Regions from separate parts of the Mus musculus genome. Here regions 2 and 3 are each linked to region 1. Evidence: chromatin loops called from intact Hi-C (ENCODE). Cell type or tissue: gastrocnemius. All regions are shown on one strand. Links, peaks and the distances in the headings refer to the core of each region. The heading gives the core; the rest is flanking DNA.

Region 1 (8,228 bases), core at 1,849-6,848:
TCCAGAGAGAACTAACTGAGGTGGAGAGATTCTAAATATGGATGGCAGTAACCCATAGGAACGTGTCCTGGACTGAATGAAGACATGATTTCTGTTTCCAGATCCACTGAGATGTGAGCAGCCAGCCTTTTGCTGCCACCCCTCCTTGCCACGATAGACTATAGTCCCTAAATTATGAGTCAAAGTGCATCACTCTGCCCTTAGTTTGCTTCTTGTCAGATATTTGATCATGAAAAGGAGAAAACTGACTGCTAGTTCTCCTGGGAAGTTAATCACAGCCTCAGGATATAACTTTGCTCCAAATCCGTGCCCAACCTTAATGAAGTTCAGTTAGGCGGACAAGACAACTCCATTCTGACAAATAGGCCTTACATCTCCCTCCTGCTAACAGAAAGATTTGGGCATATTTGAGATGGAGTTAAAATGATTTTTTTTTAAAATCTAGAACATCTGGCTTGCACAATGAAGGGAAAGGAATGGAAAAGAAAGGAACACATACTTTTGGACTAGACAAGTAGTTTTAGAAAACACAGTGTATGTCTTCTGAGCTTTTAACATGTGGCTGGAATAGGTGGCTTGCATCACTAAGCAATAGGTGACCACAAGCCCTGTGCCTGAGCTGAGTTGGCTGCTTCACTAGGCACTGAGTGTAACATGAGAGACAAAAGAATAAATGGCACTCTGTTCCTTGACTTCTCGTTAAATGGCATATTGTACTTTCAGATCTATATGACTTTTCCCTCTCCCTTTATATTTGTTAACACGTACTCTTTTTCTATAGAAACATTGTAGAAATAATTTAGTGTGTGTATCAGGCACACACTAAGTCCTTTCATGATCTTTATAGAATGCCCGTAGGGATAATATTCTTGCCCTCATTGACTGACAGAAAAGACCTGCTCGGGGAGAGCCAGCAGCTTGCTTGAGATTATACAGCTAACTGGTCTATGAGACAGGGTCTAAATCCAAGGGCCTTGGTTAGATTGGATCTCAGTGTCCACACATTTCCTTGAGGCTTGAGTGTGGCCTTATTTGGCCAAAGGGTTGTTGCATATGTAATTTGTTAAAATGCAGATATTAAGAAGTAAGATGCACCCCCACATGACTCCTGCCCTTCAAGAGGAGCTGAGGCACAGCCGCAAGCTCACAGGGAGAAAAAGCCACACGATGATGAAGGCAGCGGTCAGAGTGGTAGAAATTTCCAGTAATGTTGGAAACCAGGAAAAGCACACAGAATTTAATATTCTCTATGGCTTACAGGGAAGAATATGGTCTGTTCATAACTTGGCTTCTAGTTTCAACATAATACCATAACTTTCTATCATTTTAAGCTATCCAGCTTGTGGCATTTTGTTATAGTACTTTTAGGAAACCATGGTAGCTCAGGATTTATTGCCCCTGAAAGTACTCATTGATATATTGCTAGGTAGTTATTGTAAGAAATTATAGATGTAGTGGTAGTAAGGTGACTTCACATTTATAAAGGAGATTCTTCTAATTACAGGTCCCTCTGCTGAGAAGAACTGCTCCTCAAAGGGTGTTTATCACTTTAGAGACTCTTAGCTGCTAACATGCCAGTCTTTATTCACCACATATGTTCTTATCCCAAACATACACTCAATATGCATATACAGCCTGACGCCGCCGCCTCCAGACTGAGTCTCATGCTTAGATGGCACTGCTGTGTGTGTAATTTGGGTTTCTTCTTTCAAGCTGTTTTATGTTTATTTTGATTCGTAACTCATCTGAAGGTCCTAAGAAGGTACATAAAATTTATATGACCCTACACAGTGTACACTAACAGCTGTTTATGTAGAGCTTTGCAAACAAAAAAAGGAAAATGTACCAGGGACCCATAATCTGACATGCCAGAGCCCACCGCTATGGACTATATTCTTTCCATGTCTCTTGCTCCCTCCAAAGGCCAGTCTAACAACTTCTACCTTTTAAACACATCCACAGATCTATATTCTTATATTTTTCTGTTGTTTGGTGAGTCCCAGGTTTCCTGGGATCTGCTGTAAAGATAAGGACATAATTCATCAAACTCAGAGTTCCGCTGTCCTCACCCTTACATTCCTCATGCAAGCTCATTGTTGAGAAGTTACCTTCTTAACCCCCACATCACTTTGTCCCTTTGCATGTGTGCAACCAGCTTCCTCTGACGGGACTCTAACAATGCTCATATTTGTTCCCTCCATCTATGCCTCTAAGTCATATATTCATACATACAATTATTGGTCCCCCTAATGTGCAGAGTATCGAGTGCACACATCAAAGTATGCACTTGGACATAATAAGTGCTTTGAGTAAAGAATGATTATAGTCTCTCTGACCCCCCCCCCTAACTTTCCTGTCCATCACTCAAAGGGAGCCGAATCAGAAGAAAAAGCCTTCTCTGAAGATCTGCCCAAAAATAACTCTCTGCAAAGGGAGCATGGTCTCCATATAATCCCTCTTTAAAATCCTACCCACAAAAGAAGATGGATTCACAAAAGAAGGCCAATGCTACATTGTTACAGGTTACATCCCAGGGCTTCTCCAAAACAGGGTTGGTTGCCCAAGAGACTTCTGCACGGCAAGGCAATCTTCAGCATTCCCACTTCCTCATCGTGCACTTGCATAACTTGTAGCTATTTCTCTGCTAGAATGCCTAAGCCCACTCTGTTTTGTAACTAGAAACCTTTTTAAAAACTTCAGTCAGGCTGGGAATTCCTTGAGTCTTATAATCCCCACACTCACATCTATAAGTCACATAATTCAGTGTCAATATATTTCATAGACTCCATCTTTGAGCCTTTGGAGGGCCCAGAGAGAGTTTATCTCATCCCTATACCACTTGAGCTTTGTGAGAGGTAGCTCCTTTAAGTTGCTTTCCAATTCTATAATTGTGTCTTCAGCTCTGCTCTCTCTGTTGGCTCATTCATTTATTTGTATTTGTAATCTATAAGTTTTATGTAGCTCTTTCTAGAATTTGCCTTGATGTTTTTATATTTTTCTTGTCTTTTTTTTTTTTTTTGCTAGTATTATCTACTCTTTTTTTTTTAATCTCTTTTACTCTTTTACACATGACTTTTGAACTCTTTATCAGGACATTCTCATATCTGTGGGTTTTGAGATTGTCCAGATTTTCATTTCTTTCTCTCTGTATTTCTTGTGTTTATTTAATTAAGCTGTTGACTACACTATTGGATCTAAGTTGTATGATCTAAAACCCTAGTTGGGTGGCAATTGCAGAGTGACATCAATACTTAGTTCCAGGCAGTCAAGCCTCCTCAGGCTCACTGATAACTCACAATGCATTAGTCTGTAACTGTCACTATTTAGTTCATAGATTTATTTTCCTTCACTCCCACAAATGCATCAATACACTAAAATCATGTCTATTATATTAACATAACTATTCATTTGATGATATTTCACCTGGAAGGTCCTATAAAATACACCCTTTTCCTCATATACCATTCTCCCAGAAGTTGATATATATATATGTGTGTGTGTGTGTGTGTGTGTGTGTACCTTTGACAAGTTAAAGGTTAAGGATTTTGATAGTCTAGAATCCTAAGGAATTTTGCCTCCATGTTCTAGAAGGGTAAGACACCTTCTAGTTCTCTAAGGCCATTCCCTCCACACTCTATTTTTCCAGTAAGAGAAACAAAGGCTAGGGATAAAATAACACTTCCATTATAAACAATGAATACTTATTCCAAATTACTTCAGCAATTGAAAAACAAAGACATGATTAGAACTTTGTACTGGAAAGCAAGACATTTTTTTTTTCTCAGTTTAATCTGGAAGTTTGTGAATTAGAGTCAGAAACACATCCAAAGGCGACATCAAAGAGGAAGCTGTCTTAACAGCTGGCTGTGTGGCCCGTACAGGTCACCCAGGGTGACAGGCAAGGGCGCCTTCTCCGCGTTTTAGGAACAAAACATAATCTCACCCATCGCAAGTGTGGTTGCCACTTAGAAAATAGAATCATAATAAAGAGGAAGTAAAGAAGTTTGGCTTATTGTCTGCTGTTCTGGACTTGGACATATGGTTTCTCTTCAGGCACCATACTTTGTGCTTTTTAATCACTGATGTTTTCTCCAACAGTATGTGGGTTATTTGCCTATAATCTTAGTATTGGGAGGTCCAGGCAGGAAGATTGCCAGGTTGAGGTCAGCTTGGGATGCATAATGAGGTCAGTGCCAGACTGAGTCACATAGCAACACCTTGATCCCCAACACTCCAAATCTGAGGATGCAGCTCAGTGAGTAGAGTGCTTGCCTTGCATGTCCATAGCTCTGGGTCTGATCTCGACTGCCAGATAAAGAAAAAAAACAAAAGAAAAATAACAACAGAAGGTAAAATGAAGAGCCAGAATTAGCACTCAGGAATTAGCTTTCTCAGACTGCTGTCAACTGGGGGTTCATCATCCAGGAAGGTTTTTCAAAGCTCTCTCCCCCCTCAAAAAATACTCACATACAGACACTAGGCTTTAAGTCTGTACGTTTTAAGACTCTGAGATGATGAGGTCACTGTGGGTCATAGAAGAAGGAAGGAGAAGAATCTGTCTTCTCGGAACTGAAGACAGAATTAAAAATAAAGACAGGACACAAGAACCATTTTTAGGTGCAATATTGCTTTTCTGCCACTGGATGGTGGTGTAAAACCACTCATGCACACAGAAACAAGGGCTTCCTTTCCGGCCTGCCAAGCAGGTTCACTTTGGTCTTAATTTTTACAAACAACCTCAGTGTGGATGCTATACAGTTTCTCCTTTCTGAGCAAAGTTAGATCCATTTTCAAAGTTTTGCAGTGACATGCCTCCTAAAGTCAGGTCCACACTGAGGTGGTTTATCAGCCCTGACACTAGGAAGACAGACGTATCTATAGAATAAGTTTTCTCGGTTTTGACCAGGGTGGTAGTATAAATTAATTATTAGAAAACAAGGAAACCAGTGACTCTCAGATTTGGGTCCATTCTTAATAAACTCATGCATGATTTTTCTTAAGTAGAAATATTCAAACTTGACTATCAACAAGCCAAGAAATCTTCAGAGACCATTCTAAGCATCAAGGTGGGATGTTAGTGGTGGCAGTGGTATGTGAGCGTGTGTCTGGATGTGTAATGAATGTGTTTTGTATGTGAGTATGGTGTGGGTGTATGGATGTCTGTGTCTCTGTGTGTGTACATGTGTTGTATATGTGTATATATGTATGGTATGCGAGTATGGTATGGGTATATGGAGGTGTGTGTGTGTTGTATATGTGTATATGTGTGTGTTATGTGAGTGTGGTGTGGAGGTGTGGGTATGTGAGTTAGTGGTTGGATGACAAGTATGTGAAAGGGGAATGAAAGCAAAACCACGTCTTTCATTTATTTTGAAATTCAGTTCTTCTATGTTGGGGTGGGGTCTGTTCTAGTTTTCTTCTTGGAAAAGTAATTGTTCATTAGAAGAAGACTTAAGCAAGCTATGCAGCTCAGTTTCCCTGCTGCCCCCTCCAGCTCTTACTTTTGTAGTTCTAAGCTCCCTAGCTACATGGCTGAATTTTTCTCTCTTGCCTGCTCACAGGCATACCATGAGGCTGTGGGGTTCCAGACCAGCCTAAAATCAGCAATCTGTGGCTTCGTGCTCACCTGAAACCCTTCTTCGTTTGCTCTTTTTGGTTCTGTCTTCTTGCTGTCACTATTAACTGTGGCTTCTTGACCCAAATCAAGTCACCACGCCAGGCAAGCGCTTTTGGGGAAGGACTGGAGAGACCCAGAGATTACATGGGACTAGGTGTAATTATAGAGAAGAAAATACGGTCTTCTTACAGAGAGCAAGAGGAAGTACGCAGACAGATCCTGAATGTCAAGGCCCTTGAGTGAGAACTCACCACGCTAGGGCAGGCTGTGCACAGAGGCAGGAACAAAATGCACAGAGAAGGGGGCAGAGAGCAAGTGAGAAGATGATGGGAAACTATCAAGTATGTTCTGAGAGTTCATTATGTGCTGACTCTGGGGACATAGAGAGGTCTGTAATAAAATCTCGGGAGATGAGAGGCAAATGTATAATTGGAAGGCTACCAGTTTATCCACAACTGTTTTGAGAGTAAAAGGGATAAAATACTAGGACAAGTCGGAAGAAGCCTAATGCTGGCTGGTTTGAAAGGCTTCCTGGAGGTGCTGACACCACCCAGAGACTAAAGTCACGTTTGTTTGTTGCCTGAAAGTGCTTATGACACATCAAGGGCCCATTTTCACCACTCACCTTTACCTCTAGACCTATAACCTAGGTTTGGTTATAGTATTAGACCTACAACCAGACCTAGAGCTCACTGGGACCCTAGAAGTAAGGAACAGAGTGCAACCAATGAGGAGATGCATTATACCCTTAAAGAACTTGACTTTTTTAATTCACACAAACAGACATGTGGAGAATATTTGTGGGAATGAGTATCAAGCACGTGGGAGGATGATGGAAGAAACACAGGCTGGATCAGTTTGTTGATACATGAGCAGTGAGCAGAGAGTTCCAGTTTTACTGATGCAGCAGACATAGTTTTAAAAGGGGCTAAGAGTTTATATGTTTGACTTAAAGACTGCATCAAAAGACGGGTACTATGAAAGAATTGAGCATGACTGACATGTCTTGGCTTAAGGTTGATCATGGGATTCAAAGGCTCAGAAACGATAGAATGATGGACAGGATTTGCTATTTGAAGCCTATTTTCCACAGTACGAGGGCCCAAAAGATGTCTTGTTGATAAAAGGATAGAAAACAGATTTGTGGGCTGGGAGACAGGTCACTCAGGAAAGCACTTAGCATGGAAGCATTCATTGTTTAATCACCGGAAACTATATTTATGTGTGCCACGGCATGCAACTTACAATCTTAGCACTGGGGAAGTGGAGACAGGCAGATCCCAGAAGTGTACTGACCAGTCATCCTATACTAATCGATGAGTTCTAGGCCAACCAAAAGACTTTCTCTTAAATAGCAAAGTTGCTGAGGAATAATAGCCCTCCCCCCAATCATGCACATTGTATGACAAAACTTTTTTTCTAGAAGACCAACACACATCTACTCATCATAGACAGGAAGCCCATGACAAAGAAAGTATAGATATCAGCAAAGTCCAACTTTGTGAACTAAGTTTTACTATGATTACTTATAGGAATATGGGGGGTACTTACAGGAGCAGAAATAACTCAAAAACAGCAGTGTCACCAAAGCCTATCCGAGGATGGGTAACAACTCAGGAATACTGGGGATCTGGATCACATTGCATAGATGTAGGCAGCTCAAAAGACTGGAGAGTGTTCTTACCAAGTGACTCCATTGGTCTAAACCTCTTCCAGGCAGCATGGCTAGTTTCTGCTTCTTCTAGGTATCCAGTCTGATCTCAGAGTCTTCCTTGTGGCTTCGATTGTCTGACAGTGACTTTCAACAGTTTCTATTCCTTACTCTGAGAAGGAAGGGCCTAGTGAACCCAGTCAGTTTTAGGGACTTCCTAAACTGTATTTAGTTGTTTGTCTTCTGCCTTAAGGAAGTCTCTTGCAGGATGGAATGTTTCAATCTTAGAGGAAAATGTTACACAACATACCCACACCAAAAAGAATAGAAGAAATTGATAATGTTATAGCATAAGCAGTGTTGAAAAGAAAAAAAAAGAAACTCATAAGATGAGTACCAGGCTGTATCTAAAGAGCTCATTACTACTGCTTAATACTTTTGGTGTATGCCAGACATTTCTAGTGGGGTGCTGCAGCTGCCTATTTCAATAATTAAAATATCATGGCATGATTAGGAACCTAGATTAGCAAGGGCTGAGTTGGCAGTGTGAATGTTACAACACAGGCAAAGTCATGTTTATAATGGTTTGACATATGTATACCTTTGGCATTAGTTAGTCACAGTGCTCTGAGAAATGAAATAGATATGAAGGATACTAAGTTAGTCCTTGCTTGATCTGCAGAAGTAGAAAATTCCAGAATGGGTGAATAACAAAAGTTATCCCGAATTATAGCAAAAGAAAAATCATGGCCCATCAATAAATTTCCTGATTTGGACAAGTTTACAGACTCAAAACCATTCAAATAAAGAGTATGGCATGTCTTTTTCAAGAGGGACCTTGCTGCAATTACTATAAGTTTTATTACAACCCTTTTAAAAGTAAAGAGCCATACAGTATTTTTCTAGAGTAACTGTGTGGAAAATAAATAAGACCTTTGGGAACCTGTTGAACATGAGCTC
Region 2 (5,000 bases), core at 1-5,000, 170 kb after region 1:
AAGAAAGTTGAAAAGAACGATGCTAGATAATTTTCACACACAATTCTTGCTTGTCCAGAACCAAAGTTGTCACTATAGTAGGGACATAAAGGTAATAGTAATGGTATGGGAATGTTTAAGTGGTCCATGAAATCATAAAGAGATAACACAAGTGGCAGGAATGCTGGGTGCAGAGATATTCACAACTGTAGTTTCATAAGCCAGAGTCAGAACTGGCTTGTAAGTTTTCAATTATCTTCAAGTTTAAACTCTCTGTATCATTTTTATTCCACATAAGGAAATGGGAGAGTTTAACCTAGGGTTTTATTAGCCTCTTCTATAAAGGCTACATGAGCTGGAGACTCTTTGTGGAGGCTCGAATGAGCTTGGGAACTAGTAGAGTAAAAATTAATCGTGGAAATACATTTATTCCAAAGCTAGCCTTTTGTTTGTAAAATGGCCTGAGACAGCATGTGTGCGTACTTTGAGTTCACTGCATTTCCCTTGCTCTCTCATGATAAAATCCAGACTACGTAGGCTTGGCAGTGTCTACGGTTTGGATGTTAGGCTAACAGATAGCATGAGTAAAGGAACCTGGCCTACAGCACACGCACATTCAATGTGAGTTGTCTGCGGAGTTTAGTGTGCCTGTGTGTGCCCCTCTTAACATCACCATTTAGTGCAGTTCCCTTCAGAGTACACAGACTTTTGAGGAATGAGATCTGGTTGTAACCCATCTTTGATTTTTCACATTATTTTGCTCATTTTTTTAAACCCCTGCAGCCTAGCATACTGCAAAGTGTATAGGAGAGTCAATAGATCTTTTACAAGAAAGTAAAAAAATGTGGATTTTGGCCCACTCATGATTGGAATGTTTTATAACTATATACTGCCTTAAAAACAGATTTATTTGTTTTTGTTTTTCTTACATTCATATAAGTGTTTGCCTGCATGTATATGTGTACACCATACCATGTGTTTAGCATCTACAGAGGCCAGAAGAGGATGTTAGATCTCCTAGAACCAGAGTTTCAGAGCAGCCATGGGGGTCCTGGCAACCTAACCTACATCTTCTGCAAGAAGAGCAAACGCTGTTAATAGCCCAGTCAGCTCTCCAGTTCCTAGACTAGAGTACTTGCAATAAAAGTTACCAGCAGAGGGACTCTGCAAAATGTTTTCCTACTGCCAACTTTAAAACATTCCTTACCCCTTTCACAAGAAGGCGAATGTTTTGGGGTTTTTTTTTAACAGAGGACAAGAACCTAGTGGACTTTTCCAGACTGGAGATTTTAGGGAGTTACTGATAGTTTCACAACATGCAGTGTTAAAAATGATTGTGTGCCCAGAAACCTTTTAAGTCATGGCTTTCAGCAACCAATTTTATTTGGGTTCAGAAACTTAAGCAAACAGGCACTACAAACCCTTTGTCATTCTTTAAACAAACAAACAAACAAACAAACCAACAGTTAGCTGCAATTAGAATGAGCCAATCAAGAAGATTGACTGTGCTTTGGCTGCTCTGTATCTCTCCAGGGAGCCAGGCAGAGGATAAGTATGATGGCAAGGTTTCACAGAAGGGACACAGGCATGTGGCTGGGTGATCCCTTACCTAAATGTCACTGAGCCAAGGCCAGTGAGGGAGGTTAGGAAGCAACCACCATTTTTGTTCCAGTCCTAGACCTCATACATCCATATATTCAAGTATGATTTGCCAAAGGTGTTAAGGTTTCCAGTCTATAAACAATTGAACAGGTCAGGAAATAAACCCAGTGAACATTCTCAGATAGCAGACATGAGCTGAACACTGCGCTTGCCTTGATTTGTTTTCCTTTACACCATGGGAACCCTGGTCTATATTCTGCAAGTCCTTAAGATGGATGGATGTCTTTGCTACTTCTTCAGTTTCTCTCCTGCCTCCATTGGGATGGCAACCGTTGCTGCTGCTGCTACTTCAGTAGGGTCAAGGGTGAGGCTCAAACCCAGTGAGGAACCGGAAGAGTTTTACTTACTGCTCACTGGGAAGTGATGAGTTCCTGGACATCGCTTTTGGTGACAAGTCATAGTCGCTGTCAGATCTGTAGAGGAACGACTCCCTGCGCTGGCTGTGCCCAGGAAAGGCGGCATGAAGTACCAGTCCCGACGAAGAGCCGGCTTGAGGGTCCAGTGGGCTCCGACCTGGAGAAGGGCCATTTTCCACATCAAAGCTTAGAAGGAAAAACAGGAGAGTCTGGTCAGTTGAGAACTGCACAGGACAGTTCACCTATATGGAGAACTTACAGGTGGCAGGCACTGTGTGCCAGGCTCACCCTGCAAAGCTTTGCAGAGAGTTTTTTAGTCTGTAGCTCTTGGTTTCAGTCCCTCCTGTTCTGTCCATAGAAAACCAAGTTCCGCATACTCTACTCATTACCCAGGTTTACTATTAATAAATAGCAACCCAGAATTTGGACCAGAGGGCAGATCTTATGACCTCGCCACAGCCAGACCGACTGTCACAGAGTCAGAATGGAAAGCGGAAAATAAATAAATAAATAATGTTGTTGATAATGAGCAGCTCCAGAGGGAAGCATCTAGCATAGCTTTAGGTGTCAGACAAAAATATCATGGGAAGGCGTCTTCCTAGCTGGAAGACTTCTCCCTTACATAAATATCAGCCTCATTAAAGAATCCAATTTGCATATTTCTGAATGTTTTGGGAACAAAGTGTTACCCTGAAAACACTGGCTGTCTGATTAGAGAAGCCCAGCCTGATATTTAATATTCATATGTAAATTTAGCCACATAAATTACTTAATTAATCTGATAACACCAAATTACTGTCCCAGGCTGCTGAGCTGAGAAGAATCCCATCACAGGCTGTCACAGCCGAGGGCAGGGAGATTCTGATCAGTGCCCCTTACCCAGGAAGGAACCTTCAAGCCCAGTGCTATTTTAGAAGTTTGGTATCTTGAACATAAACAAGAGCTATGTGTTTTTTGTGTCTTGTTTCTGCCCCAGCTTGCTAGCACTGTAGAGCAGTGTGTCTTTCCCCAGTTTGCTTTAATCATCTCAGATGTTTTTCTTCCCAGATGCACAGCTCCACTTAGCTTCAAATAGACAGAGCCCACCTTGCTCAGTTTCTCTCAGGCACACACTGCCCCCTGCTGTCTCTCACTGCTGAGAGACTGTGGGAGAGGTATGGGGAGCGGGGATGGTCTTTTATCTAGTTCAGTTTCCTTTATGTTTATCCAGATGCCATGATCCTCTGAGAAATCCTAATCTGCTCTCTCTGTCTCTCTCTGTCTCTCTCTGTCTCTCTCTGTCTCTGTCTCTCTGTCCCTCTGTCTGTCTCTCTCTGTCTCTCTGTCTCTCTCCCTCTCTGTGTATGTTGCTTTTGCTTATACTTCTTAAATTTACAAGGTACTTTCTGGTATATAATTTCATTAAGCCACACACACACTGCAAGCTTTATAATATGATTCCATTACATTGGAGGTAAATAAGACAGAGAAAACCAAACATCAATATCTTGTTTAAGGAAACATGCTGGTTTCCCTGAACTCATTGAGATGAAGGGGATACATCCTAAGACCCTAAGCAGCTGTCTGAAAACAAACAAACAAACAAAACAGATGCTAGCAGCTCCATGCATGCTGTTTCTTCCTATATAGACACACTGGTGATAAAGTTTGCAAATCAGTCGCAGCAAGAGATTCACATCAACTATGACCAAGACAATTCTTAACTATACTGGAGAAATGGAGACATAGCCCTGTGGATATACATTCTTTATGTGAAAACACAGAGATCAGACTCTGGAGCTGAAGCACCTCTGTGAAAAAGTAAGTGCAGGGTCACAGCTGTAATTCCAGCACCGGAAGTACTGAAGCAAGTCCCGAAAGCTCACTGGCCAGCTCGTCAACACACATCGGTGAAGCCCAGGTTTGCAGATAGACCTGGTGCTGAGAAATAAAGCAGAGAGTTCTTAAGGAAGCCATTTAATGTGGAGCTCTGTCTTGCACAAGCATGTGTACACATGCACACACACACACACACACACACACACACACACACACAAATTTATTGAGATGAGAAATACTGTGATAAATGCTATTTAAAACTCATGAACTGTTTATTTCTAGACTTTTCCATTGCATAGTGTTGAGCCATCTTTGATGATGGGCAGCAGAAAGCATACAAAGACCACGGATGAGGGAGAGCTAAGCTAGTTGCTGATGGAACACTGGAAGGCGCCTTTTCCCACTCCATAACTTTACAGCCGTTTTCACTCTCAGTTACACAATGGCATACTGGGTAATGGAATGCCATTTCTTTTCTATCAAAAGTTGTTTTTGGTATGTAAGAGTCAGTCTATGGCCACTCCTGAATGATTCTCCAGGGACACAAAGTACCTTCTTGAAAAAGCCAGAAGGAGGCAGCAGACTGCCTTGAACTCTGGCTTCCCTTGGAACCAGATGAGGGAGTATGGTGCCACCCTAGAGACTGTTGATCAAAGCTGCTTTCAGACTCCATACAAAGGCTGATAGAAAGCTGCACATGAGGAGCCCTAGGCAAAGGGCCAAGCAGGTGCTGCAGCCACTTACTATGTGCTCCATAGACGGATCTTCTCAGAAGCCCAGTGGTCTGGGACGGGCACCTTCCCAATGCCTCAGGCAGGTGTGTAATCCTTTGGATTCACATTCTTGCCAGCCTTCCTGGCCTGTACTTCAGAACAAGTGGAAGTATAATGAAGCACATTGCACACCTGCCTTGAGTGACATCTCTACTAGCTGCTGAGAAGCTAAACAGTTACTTTGTAAAGAAGGATTCTTGGTGACATGCAAACCTTTTATGTCCTGATTCTTTCTGTGAACTCTTCATATATACTTATTATGTCTGTGTGTGTATATATAGATATATTATACATATGTATATTATTTATTTGTATGTGTATTAGCCTGTTCATATGTATTGCATTACATGCATGGCCCTTCCCCTGGAGGCCAGAAGAGAGCAGAGTTACAGATGGGTAAAAGCTACCTTGT
Region 3 (5,000 bases), core at 1-5,000, 160 kb after region 1:
AAAAAAAAAAAAAAAAGAGCATCTGAGAAAATAGTCATGAGAAAAACAAAAAAAAAAAGTGCAGAGGACTTGGGAATTTTCATGGGACCCATGGAGCTTTAGGGTACATGCTGAGTTTAAGGTGATCAGGGTCACCCAGGTGGCACTACGGACTAGGATGGTGGTGTTAACAAGGGATTGATACTACAGAGTTAGGCTTCGCCAAGGCGGGAGGGAGAGCTATGGTGGGGGGATGACTTTGTTCATGGCAGTATCTGTAGTTAAGGAGGCCAGAGGAGAGGCTCAGGGGTTTCAGAAAGGGACTAAAAGCAGAGAGAATAAAAATGGAGTCAGAAATGATTGTTAGAAATGGCATGTGGTAACTTGCACCCCAACTGCCTGCATTTTCATATGGCAAACGTCCAGATGGGTGAAAGATCTTCCTGTCCAGATTTTCGAGATAAAGCTGACATAGTTCATAATATGCAAGGGTGAGTTGGAGCCCAGGGAAATTGATTCAGAGTTATGCAGATCTTCAGTGACCCTGGATATCTGGTGTTTAATTACGGAATGGAAGTCAAGTCATTTAGGGAGACAGACAGTGCAACACACACTGAGCTGGGTGTCAAATCATCCAATAAGACACAGGCATATCAACTCACATGGAGCTGATGTGGGGCAAGTGATCTGGAGAGGGAGTATGACTATAGAAATTCACAATTAAAGAGGGTGCACAGCACAGCACAGCACAGCACAGCACAGCGCAGCTCAGCACAGCACACTACAGCACAGCACAGCACAGCACAGCGCAGCACAGCACAGCACAGCACAGCGCAGCACAGCCCAGCGTAGCCCAGCGCAGCCCAGCGCAGCCCAGCGCAGCCCACCGCAGCCCAGCACAGCCCAGCCCAGCACAGCACAGCACAGCACAGCACAGCACAGCACAGCACAGCACAGCACAGCACAGCACAGCACAGCACAGCTCAGTACAACACAGCACAGCTCAGTACAACACAGCACAACACAGCATAACATAGCATAGCCCAGCCCAGCCCAGCCCAGCCCAGCCCAGCCCAGCCCAGCCCAGCCCAGCCCAGCGCAGCGCAGCCCAGCGCAGCCCAGCGCAGCCCAGCGCAGCCCAGCACAGCACAGCACAGCTCAGCACAGCACAGCACAGCACAGCACAGCTCAGCACAGCTCAGTACAACACAGCACAACACAGCATAACACAGCATAGCCCAGCCCAGCCCAGCCCAGCCCAGCCCAGCCCAGCGCAGCGTAGCACAGCACAGCACAGCTCAGCACAGCACAGCACAGCACAGCACAGCACAGCACAGCACACACAGCACAGCGCAGTGCAGCGCAGCGCAGCACAGCACAGGGCAGCACAGCACAGCACACACAGCACACACAGCACAGCACAGCACAGCACAGCACAGCACAGCACAGCACAGCACAGCACAGCACAGCACAGCTCAGCACAGCACAGCACACACAGCACACACAGCACAGCACAGCACAGCACAGCACAGCACAGCACAGCACAGCTCAGCACAGCACAGCACAGCACAGCACAGCACAGCACAGCACAGCTCAGCGCAGCTCAGCACAGCTCAGTACAACACAGCACAACACAGCACAGCACAGCATCAGCAAAGCTTTCCCAGGGGACTTCCTTTTGGAGTTCTGACAGCAGGATATTCAGAAACTTTGCGGGGAGGGAGGAGGTATATTGGCAGATCACCTGCACTGGCTCTGTAAGATCGTTAGAGTGACTAACCTAATGCTGTAGGTCAAATAATAGCCAATAGAGATATAAGCAGATGTAGAGCAAGTATCAAGGAAGAAACTAAGTAAAATGAAACAAACAAACAAAAAATCTAGATTACAAAACTATTTTGAAATCATAATATGTTATTTTGTAAGTTAAGAATAGACTTCAATTGCAATAGAAAAATATTTGACTATGGAAACTGATTGATTGATTGATCGATTGACTGGTTGATTTCCCAGCTCACTGGAGAAAGCAGTTTAAGCATCTCAACAGCAAAGTGGAATTTTCAGAACTGTTACACAAGCACCCTCTAGTGACAGAATTGGAACATTACACCCTTACAAACTAACTTGAGGACTCCCAAGTATGGAATGACATCTTGCAATTGGATCTTGGAATTGAGTGTGTAGGTCATATCTTAACCATGAAATGGCTTTTTAAAATGCAATAAAAAATGCTGATTCTTACCACCATACTCTGAGTTTTAACTTACTCCCCATTTCTCTGTTTCATTACAATATGTGGAATTGTCTTGCACTAATAGTTGCCTTGAGCCTGTCTTCTACAGATTAGAACTGCAGTCATTGGAAGCACACCTACTGCCTCTGGCCAGTGTTGTCTTGTTTCTAAGATAGTATTATCATCCATGAGAGTTAAACAAGCTGTGTCTTAACTTCTTCATCTGCATACGGGGTTCTGTGAGCAATGAGGTAGCCCTCAGTAGTGGATCTTTATTATGGTAATTAGGCAGTTGCCTGCCTGTCTTCTGCCTCTTTAAGATTTGTATGACTGGCCCTATTGCAGTCTGTACAACTTATGTTTCTATTGTATAGTATAGTTACAAAATGCTTTCACGGACATTGCTGTGTGTAACAGACGGAAGAGCCTAATCGTTAATGAACGATGTTAATTCCAGATGCAGCATGCTGGCCCGGTGGAAAGCTTTTCTCTGCCTCATCCCACAAGCATCCACTAAGCCCTGTCAGGCAATTTGCAAATATTTATTAATTGCCCACCAAGCCTTCACTGCTGTCAGTCCATGCTCTTGAGATTATATGCACAGGAGGCCACAGTTGCCCCTAGCTGCTTGCTTAGTTAGGTTCTCTAGTGTTGTCTTTCTTTCTGAAGGTGTTAATGCTACTAACTCTCAAGCTCCTGAGATGGTTTGCAAACCAGACACCTCTTGATGGTCTCCCTACAGGATGTTTTGAAGCACTGCTCACCTGCAGCTCGCAAAACAGCTCATAGGCCTTTCACTACAAGGGGGCTGTTGCCTCACCGGCCTCAGCCCTCCCTCCACAGTCCTTCTAGCTAGAAAGCTAGGTAGAGCAGCCTTCTCCAGCCTACCCTCCAGCCTACCTAGTCTTTTTACTTCAGCCGAATCTCCTCCAATAGGCCGTTCACCCAGCCTAGCCAGGCTTTCTAAAGTGCTGTACAAGCCTCTCTAGTGTTGTCTTTCTTTCTGAAGGTGTTAATGCTACTAACTGACTTATATATCCTTTAGGTTTATGAAGGCACAGGAAGTGTCTTATTTATTCACAAAATGTTTATATTTAAGTACATACTCACTAAAAGAAAGAGTGAACATGTTAATAGCTGGAAGGTAGGCATATCATTGATAAATCTAGGGCCTTGTTTAGTTTAAATCCCATGTCTTTGGATTGGATTCCCATCTGAATTTCTGGGGTTCAAGCCTGGCTTCTTACTCCATGTCCCATGCTTTCATCCTTATCTGCATAAACAAAACAGAACAAAAACGTGCTCCTACCACACCGAGGCTGCGGAGACTAAATGAATGGACATATGTAAAGTACTTTAGCATATGGCATACATACCGGCAATGTTTCATCAGCGTATGGTTTTACTTACAGATAATTTAGACCATAAGGGAGACCCCACATCTTAACAGTCATGGCAATCAACTGAAACAGCTGTGGCTCTAACTTGAGTCTTTGATACCCCATTGTACTCTTTGCCCCTCCATCAATAAACAGGTCTTAAATTTAAGTGGCCTACCACTTTTACTTTTTATCCTGGATTTTAGGTGCTATTTCCCTCTAGAACATACATACGCCTTTGTACGTGGTAGCTTCTGAAAGGTCCCTGGTTGAGCCTTTGCACATGGGATGATCAGATGAAAAAAATACGGCTCCCCCCCCCCTTCCGCCCCCCTGTGGTTTTGCAGGTGGGCTTTGAATCTCATTGTGGAGAGAGCAAATTTCTGCCATAGTTTTCTGGAAGAAAAACCGCCCCTGCTAATTTCCAGTAATTTGTGTTTCCACTGAGAAACCTGTACCAAAATATGTGAAGGCATTTGTTTAGAAATGATTCCAGCCCAGGAATGGAGCAGAGCCCAACAGATCGCCACACTCAGGAACACAGCTGCACTGGCCTTAGGGGAGCCAAGAAAACTTAGTTCTCTCTTACTAGAAAGCATCGTTGCAATCTAGTCTTTGTTGCTAAAAGTTGAAGCCATTTTACATCCCCCATTCACATTTGTTTTGTTTTGTTTTGTTTTTTACTCATTCACCTACTCTCCCCTAACCGACAAGTAATTTCCGTATATTCTACTGAGCCAATCCATGTAAGTAACATTTCAAAGCCAACATTCTCCTAGTGCTCGGATTTAATGCGGCAGAATTATGCAGTTTTCCACTTTTTAAAATGAGTTTGTATTTGTAACTCCTCTGTACTAGATTGGAAGGGCTCCCGGGGAAAAGCCATTCTGTAGACATCCCAGCAGCCTTTGCATCAGGATACCTGGAGTTGCCATGACCCCTGTTCTTGGATCTATTGGCAGAGGCAGGAGCATTGGAAAAAGGAGGGGCTGTCCCTGTATTGATTTCAATTCTTCCTGTACAGGGATAATTAGGAGAAAAGGAGTTAAAGAGCCTCACTTCATGGGGCTGGAGAGATGGCTTAGCAGTTGAGAGCACTGGCTGCTTTTCCAGAGGACCTTGGTTTGATTCCCGTCACCTACAGGATGTCTTGTTCCAGGGATGCTATGCCCTCTTCTGGTCTCTGCAGACACTGAACATGTGTGGTATGTAGCTATACATCCAGGCAAATACCCATGCATATAAAATACAAATTTAAAATGTTGAAATACTTTAAAAACTAAAATAATTTATTTTAAAAATAAAGGATACAATGGAATTAGATAAAGGAAAATGTATATTCCTAAAATGGGATTTTTTTTAAAAAAAAGAATATCACTTTAGTTTAGATGCAAACACCAGTGTGAAAC

Evidence for each region. Hi-C counts contacts between places; a loop is a spot of excess contacts. Peaks named below come from ENCODE experiments on the same cell type or tissue, not always from the same donor. Only the 100,000 strongest peaks of a DNase experiment are listed, where the experiment ranks them.
Region 2: it touches region 1 in a loop (6-fold over the local background); 38 of 42 quality-filtered maps call a loop at or near these places.
Region 3: a loop joins it to region 1, with 8 times the contacts of the local background. A loop is called at or near these places in 39 of 42 quality-filtered maps.

The regions. Positions count from the first base shown.
Region 1 is chr4:102,653,135-102,661,362 of GRCm38, reverse strand. No RefSeq gene overlaps it. Among named protein-coding and RNA genes, the nearest start is that of Gm24869, 80 kb to the left of the region's middle. In gastrocnemius, for the core only: a CTCF peak has its summit at 4,652 (motif pointing right); DNase peaks (open chromatin) are centred at 4,180 and 4,678.
Region 2 is chr4:102,484,394-102,489,393 of GRCm38, reverse strand. It overlaps Pde4b (phosphodiesterase 4B, cAMP specific), which reads right to left. Exons shown (of 15, transcript NM_019840.2): 2 at 1,989-2,183. Among named protein-coding and RNA genes, the nearest start is that of Gm52668, 29 kb to the left of the region's middle. In gastrocnemius, for the core only: CTCF peaks have their summits at 1,145, 3,118 (motif pointing left) and 4,398 (motif pointing right); DNase peaks (open chromatin) are centred at 1,027, 3,120 and 4,548; H3K27ac peaks cover 386 bases.
Region 3 is chr4:102,490,592-102,495,591 of GRCm38, reverse strand. All of the region lies in intron 2 of Pde4b (phosphodiesterase 4B, cAMP specific), which reads right to left. Among named protein-coding and RNA genes, the nearest start is that of Gm52668, 22 kb to the left of the region's middle. In gastrocnemius, for the core only: a CTCF peak has its summit at 2,064; a DNase peak (open chromatin) is centred at 1,646; H3K4me3 peaks cover 537 bases; H3K27ac peaks cover 1,004 bases.